3 separate regions of the Homo sapiens genome follow, and regions 1 and 3 are each linked to region 2. A link is an interaction called in ENCODE POLR2A ChIA-PET data of the cell type or tissue named here. Cell type or tissue: CD4-positive, alpha-beta T cell. All regions are shown on one strand. Each heading gives the region's core, and the rest is flanking DNA. Links, peaks and the distances in the headings are about the cores only.

Evidence for each region. ChIA-PET counts read pairs that join two places held together with the same protein. Peaks named below come from ENCODE experiments on the same cell type or tissue, not always from the same donor. Only the 100,000 strongest peaks of a DNase experiment are listed, where the experiment ranks them.
Region 1: POLR2A ChIA-PET joins it to region 2 with 11 read pairs; 7 of 35 experiments call an interaction of 5 or more read pairs at or near these places.
Region 3: POLR2A ChIA-PET joins it to region 2 with 39 read pairs; 7 of 35 experiments call an interaction of 5 or more read pairs at or near these places.

The regions. Positions count from the first base shown.
Region 1 is chr1:89,481,052-89,486,788 of GRCh38, forward strand. No RefSeq gene overlaps it. Among named protein-coding and RNA genes, the nearest start is that of LRRC8B, 41 kb to the right of the region's middle. In CD4-positive, alpha-beta T cell, for the core only: CTCF peaks have their summits at 2,360 (motif pointing right) and 2,563; a DNase peak (open chromatin) is centred at 2,410.
Region 2 is chr1:89,605,148-89,610,884 of GRCh38, forward strand. No RefSeq gene overlaps it. Among named protein-coding and RNA genes, the nearest start is that of LRRC8C-DT, 25 kb to the right of the region's middle. In CD4-positive, alpha-beta T cell, for the core only: a CTCF peak has its summit at 3,164; DNase peaks (open chromatin) are centred at 2,224, 3,304, 3,954, 5,204 and 3 weaker places; H3K4me3 peaks cover 3,085 bases; H3K27ac peaks cover 4,860 bases.
Region 3 is chr1:89,655,702-89,661,438 of GRCh38, forward strand. All of the region lies in intron 1 of LRRC8C (leucine rich repeat containing 8 VRAC subunit C), which reads left to right. It also overlaps the pseudogene LOC100505788. Among named protein-coding and RNA genes, the nearest start is that of LRRC8C, 25 kb to the left of the region's middle. RefSeq lists a silencer at 2,390-2,449. In CD4-positive, alpha-beta T cell, for the core only: no CTCF peak of the experiment used is centred there; DNase peaks (open chromatin) are centred at 2,400, 4,130 and 4,620; H3K4me3 peaks cover 1,414 bases; H3K27ac peaks cover 4,363 bases.

The DNA.
Region 1 (5,737 bases), core at 388-5,387, 120 kb before region 2:
GCTGGAGCAGCTGGGATGCAGGGCATCAAGTCCCTAGACTGCACACAGCAGAGGGACCCTGGGCCTGGCCCAAGAAACCACTTTTACCTTTTAGGCTTCCAGGCCTGTGATGGAAGGAGCTGCCGTGAAAACCTCTAACATGCCCTGGAGACATTTTTCCCATTGTCTTGGGGATTAACATTCAGCTCCTCATTACATATGCAAATTTCTGCAGCCAGCTTGAATTTCTCCTCAGAAAATGGGATTTTCCTTTCTATCACATTGTCAGGCTGCAAATTTTCTGAACTTTTATACTGTTTCCCTTTTAAAACTGTATGCCTTTAACAGCACTCAAGTCACCTCTTGAGTGCTTTGCTGCTTAGAAATTTCTTCTGCCAGATACCTAAATCATCTCTCTTAAGTTCAAAGTTCCAAAAATCTCTAGAGCAGGGGCAAAATGCCACCAGTCTCTTTGCTAAAACAAGAGTCACCTTTGCTCCAGTTCCCAACAAGTTCTTCATCTCCATCAGAGACCATATTAACCTGGATTTCATTGTCCATGTCATTATCAGCATTTTGCACAAAGCCATTCAACAAGTCTCTAGGAAGTTCCAAACTTTCCCACATTTTTCTGTCTTATTCTGAGCCCTCCAAACTGTTCCAACCTCTGCGTGTTACCCAGTTCCAAAGTCACTTTCACATTTTTGGGTATCTTTTCAGCAGCGCCCACTCTACTGGTACCAATTTACTGTAGGAGTCCATTGTCCTGCTGCTGATAAAGACATACCCAAGACCGGGCACAGTCGTGGTGGAAGGCAAAAGTCACATCTCACCTGGTGGCAGACAAGAGAATAGAATGAGAGGCAAGCAAAAGATTTCCCCTTATAAAACCATTAGATATCATGATACTCATTCAGTACCATGAGAACAGTATAGAGGAAACTGCTCCCATTAATCAATTACCTCCCACTTGGTCCCTCCCACAACATAAGGGAATTAGGGGAGCTAGCATTCAAGATGATATTTGGGTGGGGACACAGCCAAACCATATCAAAATATAAATGGATTAAGTGTCCCAAATGAAAAACAAAGATTATCATACTGGATAATATTACAAACCTATCTATATTCTGCTTACAAGAGACACACTGTAAAATATTAGAATGAAATGTTGAAATTAAAATAATAGAAAAATGATATACCATAAAAATTTTAACCAAAAAAAACTGGTACAGGTATATTAATATTAGAAACTAGGCTTTGAAACAGAGAGCATTTTTTAAAGATAAAGAGGCTATATATGCCGAACATGATGGAACACTATAGAGCAATTAAAATGGAAGAACTGTAGCTCATCACAACATAGATGAATCTCTCAAACATAATGATGTACGAAAGAAACCAAATGCTAAAGAATACATACTGTGTGGTTCCATTCGTATAAAGATTAAAAGCTGCCAAAATGGCACAAGAAGTCAGAATAATGTGTTCCGGGATTTTGTGCAGGGTCTTTAGTTGTAGCTGACTTCTTGTCTTTAGTTTCTCAGAGGAGTATGTTACCAAGTATTTCTGGTGTTGAAGCTTTGGTATGTGATTCAGTAGGTGGCACTGATAGTTTATTGAGCTGAACACATAATTTATTCATTTTCTGGATTGACATATTTAATTCTAATTTTTTCCATTTTAAAAATAGGAATATAAAAAAGCAGGTCTTTATTTTGTTTATTATGCTTCCACAGTGGAAAGTAGGAGTTGGTAAAAATTATTTTGAGTTGACAAAGTGTGATGATGATATGTAGCACCTGCTGTGATAATCTTAGAAACCTATTAGTAAATGAGCATATTACGGACATCTAAGTTAGATGTTTAGGAAGTGCCTCTTTCATCAACATCACAAATCACTATCAGATAGTGTTACTTTTCTAATTATATTATTGGCTTCTGATATATATTAATATAAGTTGCTTCACCTCAATATGACAATTGAATGATTTATGAAATTATTGAGATTTTATTAATAAATATATATCTCCAAGTAATATCTCTCCAAGGTCATAATTTTGTCAACATACATAATCAGGCATTTCTTATATTTCTGCTTGTAATAATCATACATTGGGACAAAATGAAAAGGAAACAAGCCTTGAGTTCTATACAGACTCTAGTACAAGGAAGAAACAGTAACAATCTCCAACCACTCGGTGATGATAAGGATGTCTTGATGTCTTGATTCCTACTGCTGGTAAGCACATAAAGCAGATAAATTCATGATAAATAAGGTTCCCACTTCTAATGAGTTTCTTGTGGGAGGAAGAAAGCAGTGAGAAACAATCCTTTATTTTTGATGTAACTCTAGAAGAGGAATCTGTGAGAAACAGAATTTCTATAAGTAGATGAACTCTGGCCACAAGAGGGCGATACGAGGCTTGAAGCACACTGATTCCAAGGCTGTGAGATCTATGGCCACACAGTCAGTACTACAATAGAAATCACTAACATCACCTTAATCACTAGCTGCATCCATTCCAAATCCTGTGCAATGTTCTGCCCTTGTCCAAGAAGGATAAAAGGGGTACTCAGTGGCAGTTCTTTTTCCTGCTTCTTGATTGTACTTAATAATAGATTTCTTCCATGTTCTTAATAATAGAACAGATTTCTTCCAATTCAAACAGCCCATATATTAGGGAAAATTGAATAAGCTCTTTATTCCATCCTCAATTCTCCTAGTAAACTTCATTCTGTTCCTACCAGAATAACATGACAACAGAACTGTTCTAGAACCATTCCAGCCTTTTACGCCATTGAATGCTATCTATATTTATTAGGCTAATACTAATTAGTTGACTAATACTAGTCTAATAGTTAATACTAGTCTAATGCTATTAGACTAATACTAGTACTACTAGACTAATACTAAGACTAATATTCTGCTCTACATCTATATGAAAAATAAAATAAAGGGAGAATGAAAATGAAAGTTGGCAAGGTTCTGTAACAATTACATACATCTCTAAGAAGTACAACTATATTATGTCTGTAATAATATTTAATGGCAGCTTTTTATTTTATAAATTTATAAATGTTCTCTATAAAATACTTATTTAGGTTGGAATGGATTGACTTTTCAAAGTTAACTAGAAGTCAACAAAAAGGAAGTATATATAATGACAAGGTAGATGATGAAAACCCTTTGACCGCATATTTAACCACACATCTGAAGACACTTTAAGATAAAGCCATCAGCAAGAGTTGCCCATTTTCACTGCTATGGCAAAAAGAGGCTAATTGATGTCAATGGTTTATAACTTAGCCACAGATGCAAGATATTTTCCTTTTCACCTGAGCTATAGCATAAAATTTAATGACTTCTTCCTTTAGTGCCTTCATATAATACTACTACTTAATTGTTTACTTCTGGGGGAAGTTGGGTTACCGTAAGATATTTTATACATAAAATTTTATATTTTACATCTTAAAGTCACACTGAAAAACAAAGAAGTTAAAACTATCTAAGACTATTTTCTTAAGTCAGCATGTTGCCTGTGGTGGTTTGGAAAGTATGTCCACAAATTATTTGACTCTCCTCCCTTTAAGAGGTATAGCCTAATTCCCCTCCCCTTGAGTATAGGTTGGTTTTAATGACTAATTCCTAACAATTTGAATACACTGAAAGTAACAATATTCACTTCTAAGACTAGGTTATTACAAATCTACAGCTTTTACCCTTGGAATCTGCTTTCTTTGTCCCTGGGGGAAGCCATGTCATGAGCCTTATGGAGAGGCTGATGTGAAGAGGAACTGAAGCCTCCTGCCAACAGCCATAGCTGTCAGTCAAGCAGCTCCTCCAGACTCAGTTAAGACTCAGATGGCAACAGCCCTGGAAGATACCTTGACTGAAGCCACATGAGAAACCTTGAACCACAACTATCCACCTAAGCCTCTCTCATATTCCTGACCCGCAGAAACTATGAGACAATAAATATTTATTGTTTTCAGCTTATATATTTTAGATAATTTTTACACAGCAATAAATGAGGAACATATTGACATATGCTGAATTGGATGGACACATTTCACAGAAGCTTAAGCAAACAACAGACTGGGCCCCTCTTGTTTTTTCAGATGTTTAACAAAAAGATGTTACAAAAATAGACTACATGCTTTTTCTAGTACTACTGCTGTCGCTCTATGACTGTTCATGGCTAACAAAACAAAAGGTACAATTTAATTCGAAAGTTCTCTTAGCTTAACTTTATTTTTTTATCCATATAATAAATTAAGATTCTTCAAGGACTATGAGGGCAACAAATCCCACAGAGGAACACAGAGTTCACCTTCCTATCTAATAGACTGACAAAAATTTATGATTCTAGGTCATTTTAACAGCCCATGTGGGGAGACGGTACTGCCAGACATGGAGCATGATAGAACTGACGACTAGTGCTTATAAATCCTTTTGTTTTAAGAGTGGTTTTTAAATCATTTTTACTAGTTTTCATCTTTATTAGTTAAGATAATTGGTGTTTTTCCCATTTTACTGATAAAGAGCCTGGGAAAGAGGAATACTACATTCCTAAGCCAATCAAATATCATGAGAGTCTAAGTAGAAATCCATATCTCTTTAATTTAGATTAATAAGCATTTATTGAGTTTCCACAATATTCTAGACACTGTGCTAGGCACAGGAGGTACAAATAAAAATAAATATATCTCATTTTCTCCAGAAGCTTAAAATCTAGTAAATTTAAAAGCAAATGGTAAGAGCTATGATAGTAGCAATATATAAAGTACAGTGGAAGCAACGAGGAGGAGCACTTATCATATTCTCTTATGATCAGGGGATGATACCTGGGCTTCAGTTTCTAATGATGAATAAGGATACTTATTTTTCCTATTTCTTTTGTATGCCAAGGAACTCTAAATTACCTGTATCCTAATTCTCATTTGTTTATGAGAACCTTTTCGATTGATCTATTTTGTTGTATGATAGGATTTCAAAGAGGAATTTTTGTCTCACACATCAAGATACAGTAGATACTGAATCCCAAAGTGATTGTCAGACTCTATATAAATTTTCAAATAAAATTATGAGAACCAGTTTTGATACATTTAAAACCTGTCATCCACATCGAAGACATAAAAGGTTGAGAACAGACACAGAGGGTAGAATTACAAACTTACCTCTTGAAAAGAGCTTTGTCCTTCAATTAGGTCTAGGAAGTGTTTCAGGAGACCCTTGAAGACCTTAATCAGTGCTGCCTGCAGTTAGGGAGCACACTGGACTGGTGTGGAACACAAATCTGAGCTCTCTGTGGCAGGATGCTGTGACTGTTTGCCTGAGGGATCCAGAGAGAGACATCCAAGACATTTGCTGGTTTTACAGGAAATGGGATCTGGGAGGATCTCTACCTGGAATCATTATGGCAGTGAGCCTGCCAGGTTAACCAGAGCTTTGGGTAGATGGCAGGAGGATTCTAGCAGAGTCTGGGCTTGGCATGGGCTGTGTAAAATCCAGAAGCTAAGTGGGGAGTGGTGGTGATCAGTAGAATGAGGACACTGCCAACGCTGTGTCAGGTATGGTCAGAGGGGCCCAGCAGGCGAGCTGTCAGAGAATCCAGACTGGCCGCACAGAGAAAAATTTACCTTTAAACGTCAGTCAGGCTCAGAGAGTAAAATGGCAGAATTAAAGCATCAGTCAAGTAAGAACTTTCTAGTCCCTCTCCTTTCCTTTTGTCCTTCCCTGAGCTCTATACTTGGA
Region 2 (5,737 bases), core at 551-5,550:
GTACTATACTTTGAGGTATCCATCCTCTTGATAACTATGACTTATTTAGTGTCTGTTTCCCTGACTAGACTGTAAAGCTAGTGTAAACAGCATCCATGTTCACCAGAAATCTTGATGCTGAGCTTTGAGATTCTGCATAAACATCTGACCATCTTGCTGATATTTGAAGGGAATGTTCCCTTTCACATGAGAAAATTACATTGGACCAGAAAAGAAGAATCTGGCCCACCAGGAGCACATGGGTCCTTTCTTCCCTCTTTTCTCTCTCCTACCATGAAGAGGAGGGACGGCCAAGAAATGGCTGAAGAAAGGCCATTCCCAGGGCTGTACCCACATCTCTTAGAAGTAGCAGGTAGTCAGGGAACATAGGATGGAGAGTTGGGTTCCCCATTGTTCACAGGAACTTACCCAGTACCCATTCAAGGACCTACTGGGAATGGGGCAGTAAGGGTCTTCTTTGATACCATCTGCCACAGCCACACCCTTGTCCGTTCTCACCACAGCCAGGCAGCATGACTTAAAGGAGGTCTTGTTTCTTGTAACTATAGATAGTAGAAGCTTGATAAAATGAAATCTAAGGTCATAAGACTGGAATGGTGTCAGCCGCAGAAACGTCTCTGTCACCTTGTGTGAAAGATGCCCCCAGCCTCAGTACCTTTTGGAAGAGACCTTGGCAAAAATACAGCTGTTTACATGTGACTCACCAGAAATGTGAATGTTCTTGCCCTTTTGTGCCCTGTGGGATTTAACAAAGCAGCAATGTGACCTGACCCCAGTGGTTTTCTTTTGGCCAGAATCCAAGTCCTCCAGGCAGTGCTGGACTTCCCACATGCATTCCTGCCAGCCCACTATATGGAACTACAGGGCAGTCCTCTCTGCCAAGCCTTTCTAACCTCTATGTCTTTGTCCAGGCTGTTCCCTCAACCAGAAGTTCCTTTTTTCCATACATACACATATGAATAAACCTCAATTCATTCTTCAAGACTAAGATGATATCACTCTATAACTCCTCTAATCACCCTCTTTCCCCAAATTGGAGTTAGTTATTCTGAACCCTTATACCAATGTAGTGAGGTTATGGATTTCCCGCTCAGTCATCTGAAGGCAGAAACCAAATCTCGTTCATATTTGTGTCCCCTTCCACTAATATAGTATCTGCACCTATAATTTGTTACAGTATTCTACACTGTAGGTGCATAATGAATAAATAGCTGAAAGCTGGGCATTTGCAAGGTGTGTGCTGGCCAGTGGGTCAGCCAGGATGCCTAAGGGCAAAGGCACATGCCAGAAACCACTAATGGAGACTTTTGTGGACAAATTGTTGAAACAGTGAGAAGTTGTTAAATCCTTGTGGGTAAGAAAATGGCATAAGGAAGTAGTACTTTGGATACAGTCTTTGAGGGCATGGGTACAATGATGTTAAAGGAAGAAAACTGACATTTATTCTATAGATGGGGGAACTGAGGCTTGGGGAAGTTAAGTGATTTGCCAAAAGACACACAGCTAGTAAGCAAAGGAAACTGGTTTAGAATCTAGATCTGGTTTCAAAGTTTGTGTTCTTAAACAGTATGTGAAAACTCAACCACATCTGCATACACTACCTTGAACTAGTGTCCTTTAGATCTTCAGGGTATTCCCCTCCCAACTGTGTTAAGTTTGATGGCAGAATATCACTAGCCCTCATGGGGCCTCAGTTTCCTCTTCAGTAAATGAGGATAGTTGGGCTAAGTGACTCTAAGGCCACTTTTAGGCTCTGAGATGCTATGATTCTCTGTAGAATACAAATGGACTTTCTAACCTGGAAGTCAGCTTGGTCAAAACATGAGCGTACTTGTGTATTGGGCCTGAAAATCCTTCTCAGGTGTTGCAGTCATGATTCCAATACACACAAAAAGCTGGGAACTATTATCTTAGAGGTCTAATCATTTGTCCCAAATGAGTATTCAAATACACTCAGGCATCTAAGTTTTCTGAACTCATAGAAAGTTCCTGTTTATCCGAAGTCTACTTAAGTCACAGCAAAGTTTCCACTCATTCTCCAGGCTTTCCATGTTATTCCAAATCACACTGAAATAAAGTTCAGTATTGCATTACCCACACCTATGGCACCCAACCCCCAGGCCCCCACCACCTCACCCCATCACACAAGTCTCAATCAAGCATACATGCACTTCTCTGACACTAGGCTGAATCTTAGGGTGGAACACATCTGAAAATGTCTGTGTGGTTCAGAATGAACTCTGAAAAAGTTTCCGCCCATACCATTGAATAACATCCTGTTGTTTTGGCTTTTTTTTTTCTATCAAATCTGTGCAATAATGCCTTTGATTTGGCTTTCATTTACAATGATCTGCCTGATACCATTTCTCTGAAACATTCGGAACCAGATACAATCTTATTATAGTCAGCTACATAAAGTGGACCTTTCAGAGCATAAAGAAACATCTGTCCTCCATCTGTTGTGCCTGAAAAATAGGACTTTCAATAGAGCACTTTGTAGGGCACTAGTGCTTTTAATGGGCAAGAAATCCATTTCTGACTAAAATCTCAATAAATATATCTAAAAGAATATTTTCATCTTACAAACTGTCTTTCAAAGAGCACTTCAAAGGCCACTCTAGCAAAGTGGCATATTAAGAACATCGTCTCTAGACTCAGCCAAACCTGGTTCAAATACTTGCTTTGTGGATATACTGGCTGTGTGATCTTGGAAAGTTATTTAACCCTGATAATTTTAAGTTTTCTCGGGGATGTAAAATAGAATGCTAGCATCTACCCTGAGAGATAATATTTTTAAAGAGACTGGCACATGGTACAGCACCAAATACACATCAGCTGCTGTTCCTGTTTTGTTATTGCTGCTAATACTAGGAGCGGAATGGCCTGATTCCTGATGCAGCTGAATGAACACGGGATTTGGAATCAGAAAACCTGATTTTGCACTCTACCATTGCCACTGACTAGTCAGATGACCCTGGGGAAATCACTGAATGCTTCTCAACTTAGCTTCTTCATCTGCAAAACAGGGAAAATAAAAATAGCTATCTCACAGATAACAACTGTGAGGTTCAGATAAGGTGATTTACGTGAATTTCCTTTGCTAACTTCTAAACTCTGTACATATGAGTTCCTTGGTGATTGTTAGTGTTATGGGCTGAATGTTTGTGTCTTCCCCTAGAATTTATACATTGAATCTCTAACCCACAATGTGATGGTATTAGGAGGTGGGGTTTTGAGGGGTAGTTAGGTTTAGATGAGGTCACGAGGGTGGAGCCCCGTGTTAGAATTAGTATCCTTACAAGAAGTGACTAACAGCTCGCTCTTTGTCTGTGTGTGTCATGTGAGGACACAGCAAAAACTCAGCCGCCTACAAGCCAGGAAGAGGGCCCCCACCAAGAACTGAATCTGCCAACACCTTGATCTTGGACTTCCTAGCCTCTGGAACTGTGAGAAACAAAGTGTCTGTTGCTTAAGCCACCCAGTCTAGGATACTTGTTATCACAGCTCAAACTGACTAAGACCGTTAGTAACAACACCAGAACTGAAGAATGTATCAAATTTTCTTATTCAGAAATTTTTATTTACAAAAACCTTAGTGACGTGCTTAAGTAATTGTAGCTGATTTCCACTTAGTCACGGAAGTGAGGACTCTTTGCAGGGACTAAGGTAGCATCAGGTGCAGAACGTCTGCCTTTCCCAACAAAACTTTGTCATCACTGTGTACTCACCTTAGACCTGGTCTCTGTGAATGTTTAAAATGTGACCTTTCTGTTGGTGATGGGTCAGGAAAAAATAAGAAATTAAGAAAAATTTTAAAAACGTGTCCTGGTCTATTGCCAATGTATCTGAAGAGGTAGTGTTACGGGATCTTTGGGGTGTCACTTTTCTGGCCGGAAACCTCTGTGGCTGGTGGTGCCTTTGTCTGAGTTTTGCTCGGCCCGCTAGGCTTGTTCCACCCACTCAGCCTGGCAGGCTGCACTCAGCTCACGATACCGGTCTGGATCCCATGCCCCTAAGGGAGACTGCGAGTCAGGCGTGGAGTGGCAAGGGATGTGTAAGCGAGCATGGGGTCTGGCCACTGCGCAGTCAGACATGCCGGCTGCTACCACAGGGCGGGCAGCTCCACGTGCCAGCACAGGCACTGGTTCTCTGTGAGGCTGCAGCTGGACCAGGTGCACCACGAGCAGCTTCCTTGGCTGGCACCAGGGAATGTAGTGGCACCCAGAAACTTGGAAACATCAGGAACTGCAGAGCCCCAAAGAGGGAGTCAAAGCCCTGGCTCTAGGAGCTCCCAGGTCTGGGCTTCCCGAAGGGTCACAGCTCTTCTCTCCTTTTCACCCACAACGTGGCGAGCAAGGGGCATGTTTCAGCCCTGTTGGGGTTATAGATCTTTTAGCTTCGCCATTGGGCAGGCCCTGAGTTCTTGACCTGCGACCAGGAAGAATGAGGTGCACAGACAAGTGGAGGGTGAGCAAGACAAAGAGGAGCTTTTTTGAGCGATAGAACAGCTCAGAGGAGACCTGCAGTGGGTATCTCAGCCAGTGTTCAGCTCTCATCAGAGAGGGTAGCTCCTCTCTGCTAGGCAGGTCATCCTGATGAGTGTCTAGCTGTCAGCAGAGAGGGTAGTTCCTCTCTGCAGCTGGTCATCCCATTGTCTTCTCAGCTCTCAGCAGACGGGAGACACTGAGGTGGGTAGTTCCTCTCTGTAGCGGGTCATCCCACCATTTCCCCGTCCTCTCTCTATCCTCTCTCTGTCCTCTGCCGGAGTCTGGCTGAATCCAGGGTTTTTATGGGCCTCAGAGGGGAGGAAGTGTGTGCTGATTGGTCCATGGGTGGCCATGGGCTGGCCCAGAAAAAGCACTACAAGTCCTCCCTCCGGTCCTTGGAACTGGCAGCCTGGCCCTCAGGCTTCGAGTCCTCCCTGGTTTGAGGGTGGGGCTTCACTAGGCACCAGTCCCCTTCCACCCAGGAGCCAGTCGGCCTCCTGCTACTGTTCATGACACCCAGGCTGTTCATGCCAAGGGACACCTGCAGGCCAGCACCAGGCTGTGCTCAGCACCCGCCTCGGCATCCCTCCCCACTGTGCTTGTCAGTGCCCAAAGTCCAGAGGGGGCTGAGGCGGCAGGGGCCTGGCATGTCAGCACTGCCTCGTGTGTGTGTACACCCAGCCCGGCTGTGACATCGCCCACACTTGGCCTCAACTCCACCCTGTGATTGGAGCCAACAGCAGGGAGAGGCCAGGCAGTGGAAGCAGACACCTTCAAGCCTACGGGGGCTAACAATGGGGATTCCCAGGTCCCCTGAGAGTGCAGAGATGCCCGGGTCTGCAGCTGCAACCTGGGCGGCCGTAGAGGCGCCTGGGAGGGTGGGGCTCCTGCCTGCTCCTCGCTCCTGCAGGCTCCGTGGAACGCTGCACCACTCCTGGCCCAGCTCCACCTCGGGGCTCCTCTCTGCGTGCCCTTCTGTGCCCAACCATGCTGCCCCCACACCAGGGGGCAATTCAGCCTGGCCTCATCGTGGAGGCTCCCAGGGCAGCAGGCTCCAGGGGGCTCCCAGGGGCAGGCTCCTCCGGGGACTATCCACCTCCTCCCCACACCTCCCCACAGAGGCGGTAGGCAAGAGAGATGACACGGGGCCAGGGTAACAGAGTGGCAGAGGCTCTGGGCCTGGGAGTGGGTCCCGCCTGGCTGCAGCCAGTGCAATGGCAGCGGCTGCTCTGGATGGCCCACCACTGCCA
Region 3 (5,737 bases), core at 266-5,265, 50 kb after region 2:
TCCCAAGATAACACTAATGCATGCATGAGGGCAGAACCCTCAAGACCTAAACAACTCTTAAAGATCTCCTTACTACCCTTGCTAACATGTATCCCTTACTTGTCTGTTGAAGATGATTAATACTAAGCCTGCATCCCATCTCAGAGGTGGGGAGGAAGGTATATGGAGGGCTCCTTTAAGGACACAACTCCAAGTTGAGTTCATCTTTTCTGTTTATATGCCATTGGCTAGGACTAAGTCCCACACCATACCTGCCTTCAAGGGGGCTGGAACATGTACTTTATTATTACGTAAAAAGGAGAGGCTAAATACTGGAAAACAAGCAGCTGTGTCTCGACTGTGATGCTGCCATCTTACAGCGAGAGGTACAAAGAGCACAGGGACATTGTAGTAGCTCACAACAAAGATTCAACATGAGGGCTCTTTCAGTGAACTTTCCTGAAGATTGTATAACTCACCTTCCAAGAACTCTCCCTTGAGGGGACATGTTTATCTCACAGATTGCAGCTAGTTTCCTCAGCCTCAGCTGCTAACCATCCTGTAGACCCTATAAAGGCAGCTGTGTTTCTGGATCGCAGTGGTCAGAGGAACAGCCCTTCCATAAGCTGGCAATCTCCACATCATCGGGTCTAACTGCCTGTCAGGTGTGGGGTGGGGATGGGCCCTTGCTCTTAAGCACCTGTTCATTAACTTTATCATTATTGGTATTAGCTATCGAGGCTTTCTTAAAACTTCAGGTCATGCTCTAGAGATGCTAGGTACTGAGTAAGCTCAAAGAGTCACATAGTCAGTGGGGAATCTAGTAGAAATGCACATTTGAGACCTCTGGGTTTCCAGGCATGTAATTCAAGAATTGGGGCAGTTTGGCATTTCACAGAGTTTGGTTTCTATATATCCATGCAACAAGCATAGGTAACACATGGAGTTACAGATAATTGATTGGGAGGAATTGGCCTTGAGGCAATTCTTGAGGCAATGGAAAAAATAGCAAATGTTTTCAAGAGGACACCACAATTTGGGGGTACTGTTCGGCACTTTCCATGAACAGCAGATATAGTGGAACATACAGTAAATTGGATTTTTTAGAATCCAGAAGATTCCCAAGAGAGAAGCCTAGCTATTTTTTTTATTCAAAGTTTATTAAACAATACAAACATTGTTCTAAAAAGCAAGAAGTCTGGAAATATTTTCTTAATTAAATAATGTAGTTGACAATTTTCACATTTACTGCCGGCTACTTATCCAAGTGTGCATGATTCAAAGGGGTTAAATAACCTGCCCAAAGTCACTAGCTAGTAGCCATAGAGCTAGATTTCAAACCTACGTCTTTCTGGCTATAAAACATACATTGTAACTATTTCATTATATTATACAAAATGGTGAGTAGAGATGGCTTCCTTTTATTTTTATTTTTTAGATTAATGTGACCGCTTATGACTAAACTTAGAATTCTGAAAATGCAGATGTCCAATGAGGTAGTAGTATATACATCTAAGGCAATAACAGGAGTCTTTTTTGTTTGTTTTACTGTTGACATATATTGCCTTGGACTAAGGACTTCATATCACCCTAAGTGTACAAAACTGTAATCAGTTCATAGGAAGAGAATTTGTACAAAATTAAAATTTTGTATTAAAGTGCTATTACTATATTGTTGGTATCCTAAATAGCAACATATCCTGTCTTTATGAATGGTTTGCCTAACGTGGTAGTGGGCCCAGGAAGTAGTGACCATTGTGGTTTAGAAGATGCTTAGTATGGCTGAGCATGGTGTCTCACACCTGTATACCCAACACTTTGGGAGGCCGAGGCAGGCAGATCATGAGGTCAGGAGTTCGAGACCAGCCTGGCCAATATGGTGAAACCCCGTCTCTACTAAAAATACAAAAATTATCTGGGCGTGGTAGCACACGCCTATAGTCCCAGCTACTTGGGAGACTGAGGCAGGAGAATTGCTCGAACCCGGGAGGCAGAGGTTGCAGTGAGCTCAGATTGCGCCACTTACTTCAGCCTGGGTGACAGAGTGAGACTCTGTATCAAAAAAAAAAAAAAAAAAAAAGATGCTTAGTATAATGAAAAGTTACTAAGAATTTCTGAAAAATTTTCAGGGGACCTATTCTTCAAAAGAAGGGAAAAATTTTAAACCTGAACTGGAGTCATGTACATATTAGAATATTTTATAAACAAAAACATAGTTGATAAGACGTGTCATTAATGTTAAGCAGCAGATTTACTTCCAGAGGATCTCAGGAATGAAGTGTATGACTGTGTGTAACTTTACATTTACTCAGCTTGACTATGATTTGTTTTTTTATTGAAATATACCATGCTTTCAAAAAGCCCCCTTGTGCCACATCCAAGAGCAGAATAGGTTCTTTATATAAGGAAACCACAAATCTTGAAAACAGCAGTTTCCCTTGATGTTCTTTGGCCACACTACTGTTTGGTTTAACTAGCGTTTCTGGTATTGGAGTTGTTTGAGTCTCAGAATGACTTTGCTTAGAATTTTTATATTTCTGCCCGACCTCTTCCTGTTGACATATTTGAACTGAATCAAAATTATTTGAGTGATCATATAAGCATGTTAAATATAGCATTTGAAAACAGCCTAAGGGTCTGAAATATTAACTTATTCGGGTGTGTTTGCTTGGAAACCTGGAATGAAGACTGTTTGAAAATATATTTGTTTTTAGAATATAATCTAAAAAAGGCTTTAAAAATTCTGAGGCTCAGTAAAGTTTTAAAATAGTAATTATTCATATCTCAACATCTCAGACGCCAAGGCATTTTATGTAGTGGAAATGGGGCAGGTGGTAGAATCACTACATTTTAAAAATATGCAGCTATGTCCTCATTTTAAGGAAGATTATACCTAAATACCATTTCTATTTTTATATCAGGATCACCTATGAACAGGATTTAGGAAATCCTCATTATCTTTCCAAAACTACACAATTGATATAAAATTTAACATTTGTGTCATTATTTTTCATTCTGAGTGATAAACTATAAAATGTTTCTTGAAAATATGTATGTACCATATGCTGAAAACAGGCACATTTCTGACAGGGAAATGAACTACCTGTACTCTCATTTAGCTATTGGGTGAAGTGTAGATTCCACTGTTTAAATTCTTTAAAGTTTATAAGCGCCTGACCAAGAGGCTATAGAGCTAAAAGATTTATAGCCAAAGAATTAGGAGCCACTGCTAATGGAAAAGCAAACAAATTTTTAAAAAAAGTATCTGAGTATGTGTATATTACACTCTAAGTATGATATATATTTAAAAGTGTCTCTGATATTATAATGAGAGTTAATAGGAAATTTTAGGTTGTGTCTTCTCCAGGTTTTTTTTTTTTTTGTGTGTGTGTGTGTGTGTGTGTGTGTGTGTGTGTGTGTGTGTGTGTCTGTGATGAAGTCTTACTATGTTACCCAGTCTGGTCTCAAACTCTGGGGCTCAAGCAGTCCTCCTGCTTTAGCCTCCCAAGTAGCTAGACTGTGTCAGCCCAGCTATCCCAGTTTTTATGAAACACTTCTGTAAAGGAAAATACCCTTTCCTCCTAACTAATTCCTATATTCATTCAAGAAGGAATTCAACTCAGTTTTCAATTGTTTTGTTCTGTTACGGAATGTTAGGTTTAGTGACTTAGATTAACCAGTTCTAAAAACAGATTACCTGGGTTGTATGCAGGCCCCTCTGCTTACTGCTCTGTAACCCCAGGCAAGATATTGACCTTCCTAAGCCTCCATTTCTTGAGTAAGAGTAGGCTTATAGTACCTGGAGCCCAGAGATATTTGGGCGTTAAGTAATGTAATATGTATGATGCTCCTGACACTTCTAAGTACACAGTAAACCTTAGCTCGTGTTATGATGGAGGTGGGGTTTTCCTTTATACATAAAGAGAACTTCATTTTACAGTAACAGTAATTAATTGTTACTGTTAATAAAACTGTCAATAAAATGGTAATGAACTGTTACTCTAAAATAAAATGCTTATAAATATGGACCCCATCAGAACTACAGTTTTAATGTTCAAAGGATCATCTACATTGAGAAACTGTTTTGAGAGGTAAATCATTGCTGTACATGTGGACTAGCTCTGTGTCATGCAAAAGTGTTACTGCTCAGACAACTAGGTCAGGGGCTGGGCATGCCAAAATGAGCAACCTGGTCTCTGCCCTTACAGAATTTACAGTGTGGGAATGGAGATAGTTGAGAATATAAATAACCCAGGGGAGTGAAGAGGTGAAGAGAGCAAGTAGGAAAGTGTTGATCTTGGACTGCTTATGAAAATACTCAGCCACGGGCTTCCAAAATAGGACACTGCAGCTGTGGTCTGAGACCCCTTCAAATATTATCCAAGCAGCGTGCTCTTCTTGAGAGAGGGTGGGCTGTGTGGGGAAGCCTGACAGTCCTGATGTGGTGATCTGGGAATGGGTGGTGTCCAGGTAAGTATTAACCAAAGATGTGATATTAAAATATAAATTCATGGAGTACTGAAATCATTTTAAGTGAGTAAACCCTGCCTTTGATAGGCCCAGATAAAGCTCTGGTTTTTCCCTAAGACCTCACTTAGTGCGTAGCTGTACTTTTTATCACAAACAGAAGAAACAGATGTTTTGGGGAGAATAGGTCTCAACCTCACCTACATGTTGGAATCACTTGAGGACCTCTAAAACAAAACAAAACAAAAACCTCATGCCTGGGCCCCACCCCAGCGGTTCTGATTTAACTGCACCCAGGCATCAGTGTTTTTAAAACTCTCCAGATGATTCCAATGTGCAGCCAAGGTTGAGAGCCACTCTTCCTCCCTATCCTAGGTTTTATTTCCCCCCAGATGTTCCCTAATAAATTTCAGGAGACTAGCTCAGCCAAATTCTGTCAACAAGTTTTCCAATCAGAAGTTATTAATTTAATACCAGTCCATGTGTTTTCCCTTTGAAAACATGTGCACTTTCTGCATTTCAGTAAGTAATGTTGGCTCCTGGAGAAATACTCATCTTAAGCTCCTAGTGGAGCAAAAGAACCTTTCTCATCCAGCACCCTGCCTCCAGACAGCAAGCTCACCATCAAAACATGATTCACTGTCCTATTTTTCACATCTCCTTGGCATGACCAACCCTCAGATTTCGTCCTGTAACCATTTATTTGGTCATTTAACAATGGGTTGTTTCTTCCTAAATCTCTCATGCAGCAGTTTAAAGCCTGTAATGTGCAAAGTTGAAACATTTTGTATTTGGCACTGAAGTCTATCCATGGACATCCAGGCTCTGGACTCCTCTGGTAGCCTTTTGTATTCCTTTGCTTGTCTCAATTTACATAGTGTTTCTTTTTGTTTTGTTTTGTTTTCCAAGTTTCAGTTATTTACTAATCAGTGCAATCGCCAATAGATTACATCAACATGATTTCATGCATTTAGAGGAGAAGTATTTCCTGGTTAAGCGGAAAATTGTGTGGATGGCTTCTGGAAGACCTTCATTCTAAAGCAGCTTTATAGTGAAACATTTGTTAGAAATCTGGACCTTCTTTCTTCAGTTTGCTGTAATCCACAATTACTGAGTAGAACTTGTATTGATCATTGGGAGCCAGTTTGTTCCAGGGCTCTGGATTATTCTTTCTGTCCCAACTAACATCTGGATTGAACAATGCCAGACACGAGATACAGTGCTGCTCCAGTACCTCCAGCTCCAATGAATACAAAGAGGGAGATCAAGCTTAGATGCTTCTTGGACTGAG